Regions from separate parts of the Homo sapiens genome. Here region 1 is linked to region 2. The links are chromatin contacts, found by Hi-C or POLR2A ChIA-PET in ENCODE. All regions are on one chromosome and are shown on one strand. The core of a region is the stretch at or near the end of the contact, and the rest is flanking DNA. Distances in the headings are between cores, read along the strand shown.

The links. Hi-C counts contacts between places; a loop is a spot of excess contacts on that map. ChIA-PET counts read pairs that join two places held with the same protein, here RNA polymerase II (POLR2A). Pooled maps may share reads with other maps.
Region 1: a pooled map shows a loop between it and region 2 (2.6-fold over the local background). The contact joins the promoter of TEKTL1 here to the promoter of NDUFB7 in region 2. A Hi-C loop is called at or near these places in 1 of 168 maps with a recorded cell type or tissue (MCF 10A) and 7 of 50 pooled maps. POLR2A ChIA-PET finds 5 or more read pairs at or near these places in 2 of 52 experiments (Panc1 and activated CD4-positive, alpha-beta T cell).

Annotation. Positions count from the first base shown.
Region 1 is chr19:15,008,818-15,015,526 of GRCh38, forward strand. TEKTL1 (tektin like 1) reads left to right here and starts at 1,909. Exons shown (of 7, transcript NM_173482.3): 1 at 1,909-2,578; 2 at 4,855-4,959. The coding sequence starts at 2,009. It also overlaps a transcript of SLC1A6 not described here.
Region 2 is chr19:14,568,260-14,575,137 of GRCh38, forward strand. NDUFB7 (NADH:ubiquinone oxidoreductase subunit B7) reads right to left here and starts at 3,807. Exons shown (of 3, transcript NM_004146.6): 1 at 3,630-3,807. The coding sequence starts at 3,741. RefSeq lists an enhancer at 3,739-4,028.

The DNA.
Region 1 (6,709 bases), core at 659-3,158, 440 kb after region 2:
CCACTAAAAAAACAAAAATAATTCGCGTTTTTTTTTTTTTTACAGGCAGGCACCTGTAATTTCAGCTATTCAGGAGGCCAAGGTGATGGAATCAGCTGAGCCTGGGAGGCAGAGGTTGCAGTGAGCCGAGATCATGCCACTGCACTTCAGCCTGGGAAATTGGAGTGAGATCTTGTCTCAAATATATAAACATATATATATAAAATATACATATATGCTATCTACACAGATCACATAGATATGCTATCTAGATAGCATATATATATCGGATACAAATGCCCTATAAATAGCATATCTATCATATATCTAGATAGCATATATATATCACATAGATATGCTATCTAGACAGCATATATATAGCATATCTATACCAAATACATATGCCCTATATATAGCATATCTATCACATAGATATGCTATCTAAATAGCATATATATCACATAGATATCTATATATCTATAAATATCATATATATGCTCTCTAGATAACATATATATCACATAGATATCCTATCTACATGGCACATATATATAGCATATATGTCACATGTATGTGCTCTATATATAGCAGATATATATCACATATATATGCCGTGGAATACTTAGCCATAAAAAACAGTGAAATCTTGTCTTCTGCAGCAACATGGAGGGAACTAGAGGCCATTATCTTAAGTGAAATGACCGAGAAATAGAAAGTCAAAAAAACTCATGTTCTCACTTCTAAGTGGAAGCTAAACCATGGGTACACATGGACAAACAGAGTGGAAAACAGACATTGGAGGCTCCCGTAGGTAGGAGGGTGAGAAGGGGGTGAGGGATACAGTACTACCTATTGGCTACAATGTACACTATTTGGGTGATGATTGCACTAAAAGCCTAGTCTTCACCACTAGAAAATATATCCATGTAGCAAAACTGCACTTGTATCCCAAATCCATAAAAATAAATTTTTTTTAAAGGCTCTTAATTCTTCTAGGGCAGGTGAGAGATGCCCAAAAGTTAAAAAGTAAACCAATAAATGAATAAGATAATTTCAGATAGCGGTGAGTGCTATGAAGACACGAAAGAAAATGTAAGACTAAGCCAGGCGTGGTGGCTCACGCCTGTAATGCCAGCACTTTGGGAGGCCGAGGCAGGAGAATCACGAGGTCAGGAGTTCGAGACCAGCCTGGCCAACATGGCGAAACCCCGTCTCTACTAAAAAAAAAAAATGCAAAAAATTAGCTGGGCATGGTGGTGGGCGCCTGTAAGCCCAGCTACTCAGGAGACTGAGGCAGGAGAATCTCTTGAACCCGAGAGGTGAAGATTGCAGTGAGCCCAGCTCGCACCACTGCACTCCAGCCCAGACGACAGTGCAAGACTCTATGAAAAAAAAAAAAAAGAAAGAAAGAAAAAAGAAAGAGAGAGAGAGAAAAGAAAAGAAAAGAAAACGTAAGACTAAAAAAGCTACTTTTGGGTAGTCAAGGACACCAAGAACCCAGCCAGCAAAAATCTGAAGACTGCAAAGTGGCCAGCCATGGGAGTATTCTACCTGTGGGAACAGCAAGTCCCAAGCTTCCAAGTGTGAAGGCGCTTCGGACACCCTGAAGCTGAAAGAAGGGCCATGTGCTGGAAGGTAACGGCGAGAGGAATGCCTGGTGAGAAGCCTGGCCCTTCTTCCATGCTTACCGACATGCGACAGAGTGTGACCTGGACAGCTGGAAGCGCTTAGGACATCCTAAAGCTGGAAGAAGGGCCATGTTGCTGGAAGCAACGGCGAGAAGGATGCTAGATGGGCTCTTTCTCAAGGAGTCAGGATGCCAGTGCACTTAGGCCAAGTTCCAAAGCAAAGACTCCATCCTACTCCTCCCCCCACCTCTGGAATTCCACCTCCCTTGTTGCGCCCATCGCTATGGTGACGGGCGCTCTCAGTACACTGTCTCTACAGGCCAGGAAAGAGTTGTGTGTCTTTGGGGTCCCTTCCGCTCCGCCTAGGGTTCCCGGCCAGGCCGAGAGACCAAGCAGGGACCATGCGCGTGTTGGTACCCCCGGCTGAGCGCAGCCAGGACACACGCGTTGGGGCCCCAGCATGGCGCGAGGCAGCTCAGGCCATGGCGAGGACCGCGCACATTCTGACCGATCGCTGCGGGCAGGAGGCGGTGACCATGTGGCAGCCCAAGGACAGCGTGCTGGACCCGAACGTGGCCCACCACCTCGGCCGCGCCGCCTACATCCAGCCCTGGCGCTTCCGCGTGGAGATGATCAAAGGCGGCGGCACCTTGGAGAAGCCGCCGCCAGGCGAGGGCGTCACGCTGTGGAAGGGCAAGATGAAGCCGCCCGCCTGGTACGCCCGCCTGCCGCTACCCTTGCACCGCAAAGCGCGCGCCCTGCAGACCACCGAGGTGGTGCACGCGCACGCGCGTGGAGCGCGCCTCACCGCCGCCCGCCTCGGCCGCGCGCAGCACCAGATTAACGGGCGGGTGCGACAGCTGCTGCGCCAGCGCGAGGTCACCGACCACAGGCTCAGCGAAGTGCGCAAGGGTCTGCTTATTAACCAGCAGAGCGTCAAGCTGCGGGGCTACAGGCCCAAGTCTGAGAAGGTGGGACCCTCCCCCACGCCCAACCCCAGCCTAACTGCAAAGACTGAGGCCTCCGCTATGCGGTGTCCAGCCCCGGGGAAATCCTTTCCATACTTTGGGAGGCCAAGGCTGGTTGATCACCTGAGGTCAGGAATTCGAGACCAGCCTGACCAACATGGTGAAACCCCCGTCTCTACTAAAAATACAAAATTAGCCGGGCCTGGTGGCGCATGCCTGTAATCTCAGCTACTTGGGAGGCTGAGGCAGGAGAATCACTTGAACCCGGGAGGCAGAGGTTGCAGTGAGCCGAGATCGTGCCATTGCACTCCAGCCTGGGCAACAAGAGCAAAACTCCATCTCAAAAAAAAAAAAAAAAAATATTTCCATAGAGAGAACACCCAACTCCGGTGAATAAGGGCACAAGAAGATGAGGGCCAGATGCAGTAGCTCACGCCTGTAATCCCAGCACTTTGGGAGGCCTTGGTGTGAGGACCGCTTGAGTCCAGGCCTTCCAGGTTGCAGTGAACTATGATGGCACCACTGTGTTCCAGCCTGGGTGACAGGTGAGAACCTGTCTCTACCAAAAATTTTAAAAAGTTAGCTGGGTGTGTTGGTGCACACCTGTAATCCCAGCATTTTGGGATGCCGATGCGGGAGGATTGCTTGAGGCCAGGAGTTGGAGACCAGCCTGAGCAACATAGTGAGACCCCGTCTCTACAAAAAAAAAAAAATTTTTAGTGGCCCAGCATGGTGGCATGCACTTATGGTCCCAGCTACTTGGAGGCTGAGGCAGGAGGATTGCTTAAGCCCAAGAGTTTGAGGCTGCAGTAAGCTATAATCAGGCCAACCGCAAACCAGCATGGGCAACACAGTGAGATCCCATCTCTCCAAAAATTGCAGGTAAATTAGCCAAGTTTGGTAGTTTGTGCTTGTAATCCCAGCACTTCAGGACACCAAGGCAGGAGGATTGCTTGAGGCCAGGAGTTTGAGGCCAGCCTGGACAACACAGCAAGACCCTCTCTGCACCAAAGTTTAAAAAAAATAGTCAGGCATGGTGGTGCATGCCTCTAGTCCCAGCTACTTAGGAGGCTGAAGCAGGATTGTTTGAGCTCAGGAGTTCAAGGCTGTAGTGAAATATGATAGGGCCACTACACTTCAGCCTAGGAGATAGTGAGACTCAAAAACAAACAAACAAAAAAAGATGATGGATACAGGCCCAGGAAGAGATGCCTAAGCCCCCAAGACCCAAAGAGTGAGCCCTGCCCAAGGAGATGAGATCCTCAGCTTCCCTGCCCCAGAGGAGAAAATTATCCAAATCTCCCAGCCAGGGAGAGAGGGTGCAGCCCCTGATTCAGACTCCTTGAAAATCTCCCCAAAAAGTAAAACCCACAGCCCTCAGCCCAGGCATAAAATCATCCACCTAGACCCTAGGCCCAGAGGGTAAGACCCTTCCATAGATGTGAGACCCTCAGTGCCCCAGTCCTAGTGAAAACACACTCCCAACTCCCAGCTGAGGAGAGCGGCTGATACCCTTGTCCCAACCCAGGTGAAACTCCCCCCCAGAATGTTAAATAAAACCCAATTCCCCTGGCTTCAGGAAGTGAAAATCTCCACCCCCAGGCCTCGTCTGTGGTGAAAGGAAGAAGTCCTCCCTACAGAGAGAGACTTCAGACTCCCAACCCTCACACCCAAAGGTTAAGCTCCCATCCAGGGAGAAAGAGTAAGACTTCTAGTACCAGTCCTGGTGAAATCTTCCCCTTAAAGTGAAATCTCAAATCCCCACCCCAAAAGGTACAAAAATTCCTGCCTCCCGGGGGAGAGATGAGACCCCACCCACAGAATGGGATTCCTACCCTCAGCCCCCAGATCCAAATATTAAGACTCCAAAAACGTAAACCCTCATCATCCGTATGATATGATCCCTCCACCTGTAGCCAGGGAGAGGAGATAAGACCATCACTGAGGAAGGGGTGCCCAGCTCCCAGCCTCAGGGGGTGAGAACAACCCTCCCCCAAGTTGAGACACCTTCATCTCAGCCCCCTGGGCTCCTATCTGTAAAAGAGAGACGCCCCCAACCTCAAGCTCCAGAGAGCAAGACCCGCCAAGTCAGAGAGCCCACTGAAAAGATCAAACCTTCTCAAAGAGTGAGACACCCCACCCAAAGGATGAGAGTACCCTCAACTTCATCCTTCAAACTCAGAGTTTATGAGGCTGGCAAACCCTCTACCACCCTGGAAAGAGGAATCTCTTCCCAGCCCTTTCTTAACGATGTGAGGGATTCTCTCCTCGTTTTCTAGGTCCCTGACAAAGCTGACAGTATGCTTACATGGGAGAAAGAGGAGCTGAAAAGCATGAAGAGGAAAATGGAGAGAGATATGGAAAAATCAGAGGTCCTACTCAAGGTTAGGGGTGCCTGTGGACAAGTTACGGGGGCTGGAGGGGGATCCCTGGCTGCCTAATGGACAAACCACTCTGACCTGGGGACTGTCACAATAGCAATTCCTTCAAGCCACACTGACCAGATATTCACTGCATTTTGCTTTGTGAAATGGAAAAAGGGAGGTCATGGGAGATGACGTTGGGTCTCAGAATAACAACGAACAACCACTCTGTACCAAACCCTGCGCAGTCATTGAATCCACTCCTTAAGGCTGTCCTGTGAGGCAGAAACTATGATTTCCTCAATAGAGATGGGAAAATTGAGACCCAGAGAGAGACCTCACCTAATAAGCAAAGCCATCAGTGAAAGCGCTGTGGTTTCAGCCCAAGTGACTAGAGTCTAGCTCTTTGCACTCTAACACGTGCTCCAGCTTCAGCCAGACTTGATCTCTCGCTGCATCCTTCGCACTTGCAATGAGAACTTCTTCATGAGGGCACAAATTAAGGGGGAAGAGCAGCCAGACTTCAGGGGGCCTTTTGGACCTGTTAAGGTTCGCTGGAAATTTGTGTGCTTTCGACTCATCCTTTTGATAAATACTAATCTGGTACCTGCTTCCCAGGCACCAGGCTTGGCATCATAGATAAAGTGGTGACTGAGAAAGAACTAGCCTTGTCCTTGAAGAGTTAACATTCTAAAGGCATTCAAAGAAAATACAGGCTGGGAACTTGTTTTATTTCCTATTGTGAGATTGAAGTCTTTTATTGTTGTTGAACTTTCCTTGCTTTTATGTATAGATCTCCTCAGCTAGACTACATTTAAAAAAGCATTGGACCTTGAAGGCAGATATAGTACTAAATTATATTTCACGTAGCAAAGCTCAGTAAGGTTGTGTTGACTGGGGAGTGGGGAGGAGGGGAGAAGAAGGGACAGGCTGGGGGACGAGGGTGTGGACGAGGCAGGAGACTCAGTGGGGGGGCGGGGGGCGGGGGCTGCTGAAACGCTGTCCGTGGTGCTGAATCGGAATACTGCATATCTTCTGGCCGCTGTCATATTCCTTTAAATCTGATGATTCCTGAAATATCCTTCCAGGAAGTCGGAGGCAGAGAAGGGAGAAGCCCCTGAGGATGGACGTGGGAGCAAAGGGCTATAAAGAGGGAAATGGATCATGCCCATAATCTCAGTACTTTGGGAGGCCAAGGCAGGAGGATTGCTTCTTGAGGCCAGAAGTTCAAGACCAGTCTGAGCAACATAGCAAGCCCTCATCTATATTTTAAAATAAAATAAAACTAGCCAGGCACAGTTGCAAGTGCCTGCAGTCCCTATTCAGGAGGCTGAGGGAGGAGGATTGCTTGAATCCAGGAGTTCAAGGCTGCAGTGAGCCATGATCATACCTCTGCGCTCCAGTCTGGGTAACAGAGGAAGACCCTGTCTCTGTGAGAGTGAGAGAGAGAGGTGGGAAAGGACAGATATAGATAGAAACAGAGACAGGCTGCTTGGCAGGACCTAGTCTGAATATTGCTGGAGAAAAATACTTACCACCAATCAGATTTGTTTCAACTTAAAATCATGAAGTCAAACCTCAAATTGGCACTCAAACCTTTCCCAGATACCTCGCCTTAAGTCTCTAGAAGACTTGCTGACCTGCTGGGCAAGTGATTTCATAACTTCTCTTCCTTTAGTCCTCTCCAGCTCCCTGTGCCTTCCTTGCTCTACGGTGATTTCAATGAAAACCACCAAAGGGAACCTCTCTCATTTTTCCTCTGTCAATCCTA
Region 2 (6,878 bases), core at 2,557-5,056:
GTCTTGAACTCCTGACCTCAGGTGATCCACCCACCTTGGCCTCCCAAAGTGCTGGGATTACAGGTGTGAGCCACTGTGCCCGGCCTGAGAGCCTTTTTCTCTGCTGCCGCCCCGTATGTAGATGAGCCCGATGTGGTCCCTCCACCCCACACCTCGCTTGAGCCCCAGGCCTGGGTATCACCTGCAGCCCCTGGCTGTTCCCTATCTGCACTTGGAGCTCCAGGTGGCAATCCTAGACTCCTCCCTCTTTTGTCTTGAACTTATAATCAGCTAGCAGCAAGGACTTTAGACTGCCTACTGTGTGCTTAGTGGTGGGGATACAGCAGGCAACACAACACACAAGTGTCCCTGCCCTCAGAGGGAGACACAGAACAGACAGAAGACAGAGCACCACAGCGTGTCTGGCAGTGCTTAAGTATTAGGGAGACCAGCCTGGGGAGCACAGAAAGATCCCATGTCCAGAAAAAAATAAAATTATCTTTGCACGGTAGTGCACACGGAGTATCCAGAGCTACTCGGGAGGATCGCTTGAACCCAGGAGTTTGAGGCTGCAGTGGGTGATAACCACCCCACTGCACTCCAGCCTAAGCAACAGAGCGAGAGCCCATCTCTACAAACAAATAAATAAATATGGGCCAGGCGCGGTGGCTCACGCCTGTAAACCCAGCACTTTGGGAGGCCGAGGCAGGTGGATCACTTGAGGTCAGAAGTTCGAGATCAGCCTGGCCAACATGGTAAAACCCTGTCTCTACTAAAAATACAAAAATGAGTCAGGTGTGGTGGCACGCACCTGTAATCCCAGCTACTCGGGAGGCTGAGGCGGGAGAATCGCTTGAACCGGGAAGGCAGATGTTGCAGTGAGCAAAGTGACTGGCTGAAAGGGGGTGGAAAGGAGGAAAGAGAGGGCAGGGGACAGTGATCTAGGAGGGAGGGAGAGAGTGAAGGATCCGGGAGGTAAGAGAAAGGCCAGGCACCATAAAGAGTCCACTGGAGTACCAATCGGGAGACCGGTCAGCAGGGACTGCAGGAATGCGCCACCACACCCAGCTAATTAAAAAATAAAAATAAAAAATTGTAGAGACAGGGCCTTGCTATGTTGCCCAGGCTGTTCTTGAACTTCTGGCCTTGAGCAATCCTCCTGCCTTTGCCTCCCAAACCGTTGGGATTACAGGCATGAGCCATTTTGCCTGGCTTAGAGCTGTTTTTTTCTTATCTCCCCGCCCCCCATTATGTTCAGTTGCACGGGGATAGGCACCAAGGAAGGGAAAGAGGTGAGTTTATCCAGAGTAAGCAAGAGAGAAGGGCAGCAGGTTGCTAGCGTTTGCAAAGCTGATCTTGGGGAAAGCAAGGTATGTGAGGCAGTGGGAGGAAGGTGGACGGACCAATGAACTGCAGGTTCAGCTGGGGCGGAAGGACTACCCGGAGTGTGGACACTGGAGTGATTATACCATCTCCCAACTTTCTCTCAAATCCAGGCTGCTTAGAGGTCTCTGTCTCAAGCTTGTCGCCCACTCAGTAGACAGTGTGACCTTTTGACCAACCAAAACTGATTGTGTCCCTCCTCTGCTTAGAAGCTTGGCTCTGCCACCTCTCTTTGGTCAACCCCTACTCATGCCCCTTCACATCTTTGTTTTGTTTTGTTTTGTTTTTTCAGACAGTCTCGCTCTGTCACCCAGGCTGGAGTGTGGTGGCCTGACCTTGGTTCACTGCAACCTCTGCCTCCTGGGTTCCAGCCAATTCTCCTGCCTCAGCCTCCCAGACAGCTGGGATTACAGGCATGCGCCACCACACCTGGCTAATTTTTGTATTTTTAGTAGAGTAGAGACGGGGTTTCACCATGTTGGCCAGGCTGGTCTCAAACTCCTGACCTCAGGTGATCCACCGGCCTTGGCCTCCCAAAGTGCTGGGATTACAGGCATAAGCCACCGTGCCCGGCTTAATTTTTGTATTTTGTTTTTGAGATGGAGTCTTGCTCTGTCGCCCAGGCTGGAGTGCAGTGGTGTGATCTCGGCTCACTATAACCTCTGCCTCCTGGGTTCAAGCGATTCTCCTGCCTCAGCCTCCTGAGTAGCTGGGACTACAGGTGTGCACCACCACGCCCCTGGCTAATTTTTGTATTTTTAGTAGAGACAGGGTTTCACCACATTGGCCAGGATGGTCTCAATCCCCTGACCTCGTGATCTGCCCGCCTCGGCCTCCCAAAGTGCTGGGATTATGGGTGTGAGACACCATGCCCGGCCTCAATTTTTATATTTTTAGTAGAGATGGTGTTTCACCATGTTGGCCAGGCTGGTCTCAAACTCCTGACCCCAGGTGATCTGCCCGCCTTAGCCTCCCAAAGTGCTGGGATTACAGGCATGAGCCACCACGACCGGCCACCCTTCACGTCTTTGTTTCCAGCCACTGCCTCTTGGAAGCCTGCTTTGACACCCCCAGCTCTGCCTGATTCCACAATCTTTCCCACTGTGCTGAGTTCTCTGGAGACAGTGCCTGCATCCCTCCAGTTCCCTGCTGTATCCGCGGTGCCTAATGTGGGACGTGGCCCAGAGCTGGTGCTCGGTATGCCTGTGATATTACTACATTAAAAGCAAAAACAAACACACGAACCAAAAAACCATCCTGGGCGTAGTGGCTCACATCTTCAATCCCAGCACTTTGGGAGGCTGGGCAGAAGGATCGTTTGAGCCCAGGAGTTTGAGACCAGCCTGGGCAACACAGCAAGACCCCCAACTCTACAAAAAATAAAAAATCAGTCTGGCATCCTGGGGCGCTCCTGTAGTCCCAGCTACTCGGGAGGCTGAGGCGGGAGGATCATTTGAGCCCAGGAGGTCGAGGATGCAATGAGCTGTGATTGTGCCACTACACTCAGCCTGGGCAACAGAGCAAGATCCCGTCTCAAAGCAAAACAAAGCACTTTGCAGGACAGTATTTGCAGCTCGAATCTTCCTTATTTCCTTGTGCATACCCCACAATTGCAGTGACATCAGGAAGGGGGTACAATGAACGTGTCCCTGCCCTCCCATGACTCCCCACGTCCCCCAAGACTTGGCCCGAGGCCGGGCGTGGTGACTGACTTCTGCGATCCCAGCACTTGGGGAGGCCGAGGCGGGCGGATCACTTGAGGTCAGGAGTTCAAGAGCAGCCTGGCCAACAAGGAGAAACCCCGTCTCTACTAACAATACAAAAAAGTAGCTGGGCATGGTGGTACACATCTGTAATCACAGCTACTCGCGAGGCTGAGGCAGGAGAATCGCTTGAACCCGGGAGGTGGAGGCTGCCAGTGAATCGAGACCAAGCCACTGCACTCCAGCCTGAAAGAAAAAGCGAGACTCCGTCTCAAAAGAAAAAAAAAAAAGACTCGACCCAGCTCTGCGCGTCGCATTCCTGCCCGAACCCCCACTTGTCGCCTCACTTTTGCTCCCTGGCTTTTGCTCAAGCCGTGCCCTTGGGCTGGAACGCCTCCACACTGAGGTGGGGTCATGCACGTCCTGTGGACTCCTAGTCTAGACCCAAACCCAGATACAACACCTGAGGTTAGAGCCCAGCCCTGGGGTGCCAGCCCTGGGGTGCCAGGTGTTCAGGCACCCGCGCCCCACGCCCTCTGGCTGCGCCTGCGCACTGGGCCTCACCGCGCTCCTTGCGTTCGGGGAAGCCGTAGTCTGGCGGGAAGGTTGGCATCTGCAGGGGGTCGGGCTCCACCGAGGCATCGCCCAGGTAGCGCCGGACCAGGTGGGCCCCCATGGCTGCAGTCGCTGCAGATCCCTGCAGCAGCCGAGGGTCACCTAGCTCCTACCCGGAACCACTGACCCCTCAGTCAGACACAGCTTCCGGGTCATTTAGGCAGCTGCGGAGATCATAGAGATGAAGGACTCCAGAGGATCGCTCCGGTCCGCCTGGCGTCACCTCGCGGACAGGCGGAGGCGGGACAGGTGCTGTGTCTCTTCGCAGGATATGGTTGGACCCGAGAGGGGACTTCCCTGAGCCTGGAAATCCATCTGGGCGGGGCAGAAGGGGACGGTGTGGGACTGAGGCCTCCCTCGACCCTATCTGGGGCTCTTCTGGTAGCCCGAGGCTAAAGCACATATTAAAATTATTTTTCATATCATTTTCCAAAAAGTTTTTTCTTTGAAAACATTCAAATTTCTCTTAAAAAAGGCACGATATCTATTATATCGTTAATGTATGTAATTTTGCATAAAGTCACTTTAAGAATTTTTTGTTTTTGGAGACACAGTACCTGTCGCCCAGACTGGAGTGTATTGGCGCGATCTCGGCTCACTGCAGCCTCCACCTCCTGGGCTCAAATTCTCTTGCCTCAGCCTCCTGAGTAGCTGGGATTACAGGCGCCCGCCACCACCCCCAGCTAATTTTTGTATTTTTAGTAGAGACGGGGTTTCGCCAGTTGGCCAGGCTGGTCTCGAACCCCTGACCTCAAGTGATTCCCCCGCCTCAGCCTCCCAAATTGCTGGGATTACGGGCATGAGCCACAGTGCCTGTCCAAGAAAGATTTTGATAAATTTAATTTAAATAAAAGTTATTCATAAATACAGTTATTATTATATTATTATTTTTTGAGATAGGGTCTCATTCTGTCGCCCAGGCTGGAGCACAGTGGCACAATCATAGCTCACTGCAACCTTGAACTCTTGGGCTCCAGGGATCCTCCCGCCTCAGCCTCTCAAAGTGTTGGGATTATGGGCGTAAGCCACTGTGCCTGGTCAAAAACAATTATTTAAAGCTGAAATTTCAAATAAATTATATATATATATGCAATCTTTATACAATTTTAAAATATATTAATATCTAATATTAATATCTAATATATATTTTTCCCCAGTCTGACAAAGCATGTATTAGGCATCTACTGTATGGTATGCTGGGTCCAGTGGTCAGACAGAAAGGCAGACGTGGTTCCTGTCTTTCAAGCTTACAGTCTAATGGAACAGAAAAACAGTCTAATGGAAAAAAAAAAATATGGGCCAGGGCAGTGGCTCACACCTGTAATCTCAGAGCTTTGGGAAGCTGAGATGGGAGGATCGCCTGAACTCAGGAGTTTGAGACCAGCCTGGGCAATATAGGGAGACTCTATCTCTACAAAAAAAAAAAAAAAAAAAAAAGCTGGGTGTGGTGGTGCACGCTTGTAGTCCCAGCTACTCGGGAGGCTGAGGCAGGAGGATAACTTGAGCCCAGGAGTTCCAGGCTGCAGTGAGCCGTGATCCCATCACTGCACTCCAGCCTAGGCAACAGAGTGAGACCCTGTCTATAAAAATTCCCAGGTGATGTGATGTTGCTGGTCTAGTGACCAGCTTTGGGAGAATTACTCAACTAGATCTTTATGTGTTGACATGGGGAAGTGGCTGCTGATATATTAAGTGAAAAAAGCAAGCTATTGAGAATAGACAACTGGCAATAGAGACTTTTCTTTTTCTTTCTTTTTTTTTTTTTTTTTTGAGACAGAGTTTCACTCTTGTTGCCCAGGCTGGAGTGCAGTGGTGTGATCTCGGCTCACCGCAACCTCCGCCTTCTGGTTTCAAGCGATTCTCCTGCCTTAGCCTCCTAAGTAGCTGGGATTACAGGTGGGTGCCATCACGGCCAGCTAATTTTTTTTTTTTTTTTTTTGAGACGGAGTCTTGCTCCGTTGCCCAGGCTGGAGTGCAGTGGCGCAATCTCGGCTCACTGCAAGCTCCGCCTCCCGGGTTCACGCCATTCTCCTGCCTCAGCCTGCCGAGTAGCTGGGACTACAAGCGCCCGCCACCACGCCCGGCTACTTTTTTTGTATTTTTAGTAGAGACGGGGTTTCACCGTGTTAGCCAGGATAGTCTTGATCTCCTGACCTTGTGATCCGCCCGCCTTGGCCTCCCAAATAATTTTTTTGTATTTTTAGTAGAGACGGAGTTTCATCATGTTGGCTAGGCTGGTCTTGAACTCCTGACCTCAGGTGATCCACCCGCTTCGGCCTCCCAAAGTGCAGGGATTACAGGCTTGAACCACTGCGTCCAGCTGAGACCTTCTTTCCAGGGCTACCTGTGTGACCTGTCCCTATCTCCAGGCCACCACATTAATCTGTGATTCTTGTGCCCTTCTAGACTCAAGGGGGCAGCATTCACATTGTGATCTCTATGAATGGTGCTTCTGGAGTTGTGCCGTGCACAGCCTGCACAGCTGCATCCAGTAACCCTGACGTGTTCTGGGCGTGTCTCCTTAATCTTCCTTTCTCTGTGCTTCAGCTGCTCACCCAGAGGTCAGAGCTCAAAGGGAGTCCAGAGAGGCAAATTACAGTACTAGCTCACTTTCCCTGTGTGACCCCCAGAAGTGACTTCATTTCTCGCAGACTGAGTTTACTCATCTGTAAGATGAGGTTTGTAATACCTATCTCATAATGTTCCCAGCCAGCGAGGGCTCCCCTCCTCCTGATGGATTCCACCCCTTTCCTGGCTTTATTTTTTTATTTTTTCAAGACAGGGTCTTGCTCTATTACCCAGGCTGGAGTGCAGTGTCATGATCTCGGCTCACTGCAGCCTCTGCCTCCTGGGCTCAGGCGACCCTCCTGCCTCAGCCTCCCGAGTAGCTGGGATTCCACGTGCGTGCCACTACGCCCAGCTAATATTTGTATTTTTGTAGAGATGAGGTTTTGCCATGTTGCCCAGGCTGATCTCAACCTCTTGGGCTCAAGCAAACCACCTGCCTTGGCCTCCCAAAGTGCTGGGATTACAGGCGTGAGCCATCATGCTGGACCTTTATTTTCCTCCTTCGCACTTAGCACCATTTAAACTGCGATCCATTTGCCTTATTTATTTTGTTTATTATTGGTCTCTTCTCTCAACTCAGCTCTGTGAAGCAGGGAATTTTGTCTGTCTTGTTCACTGCCATATTACTGC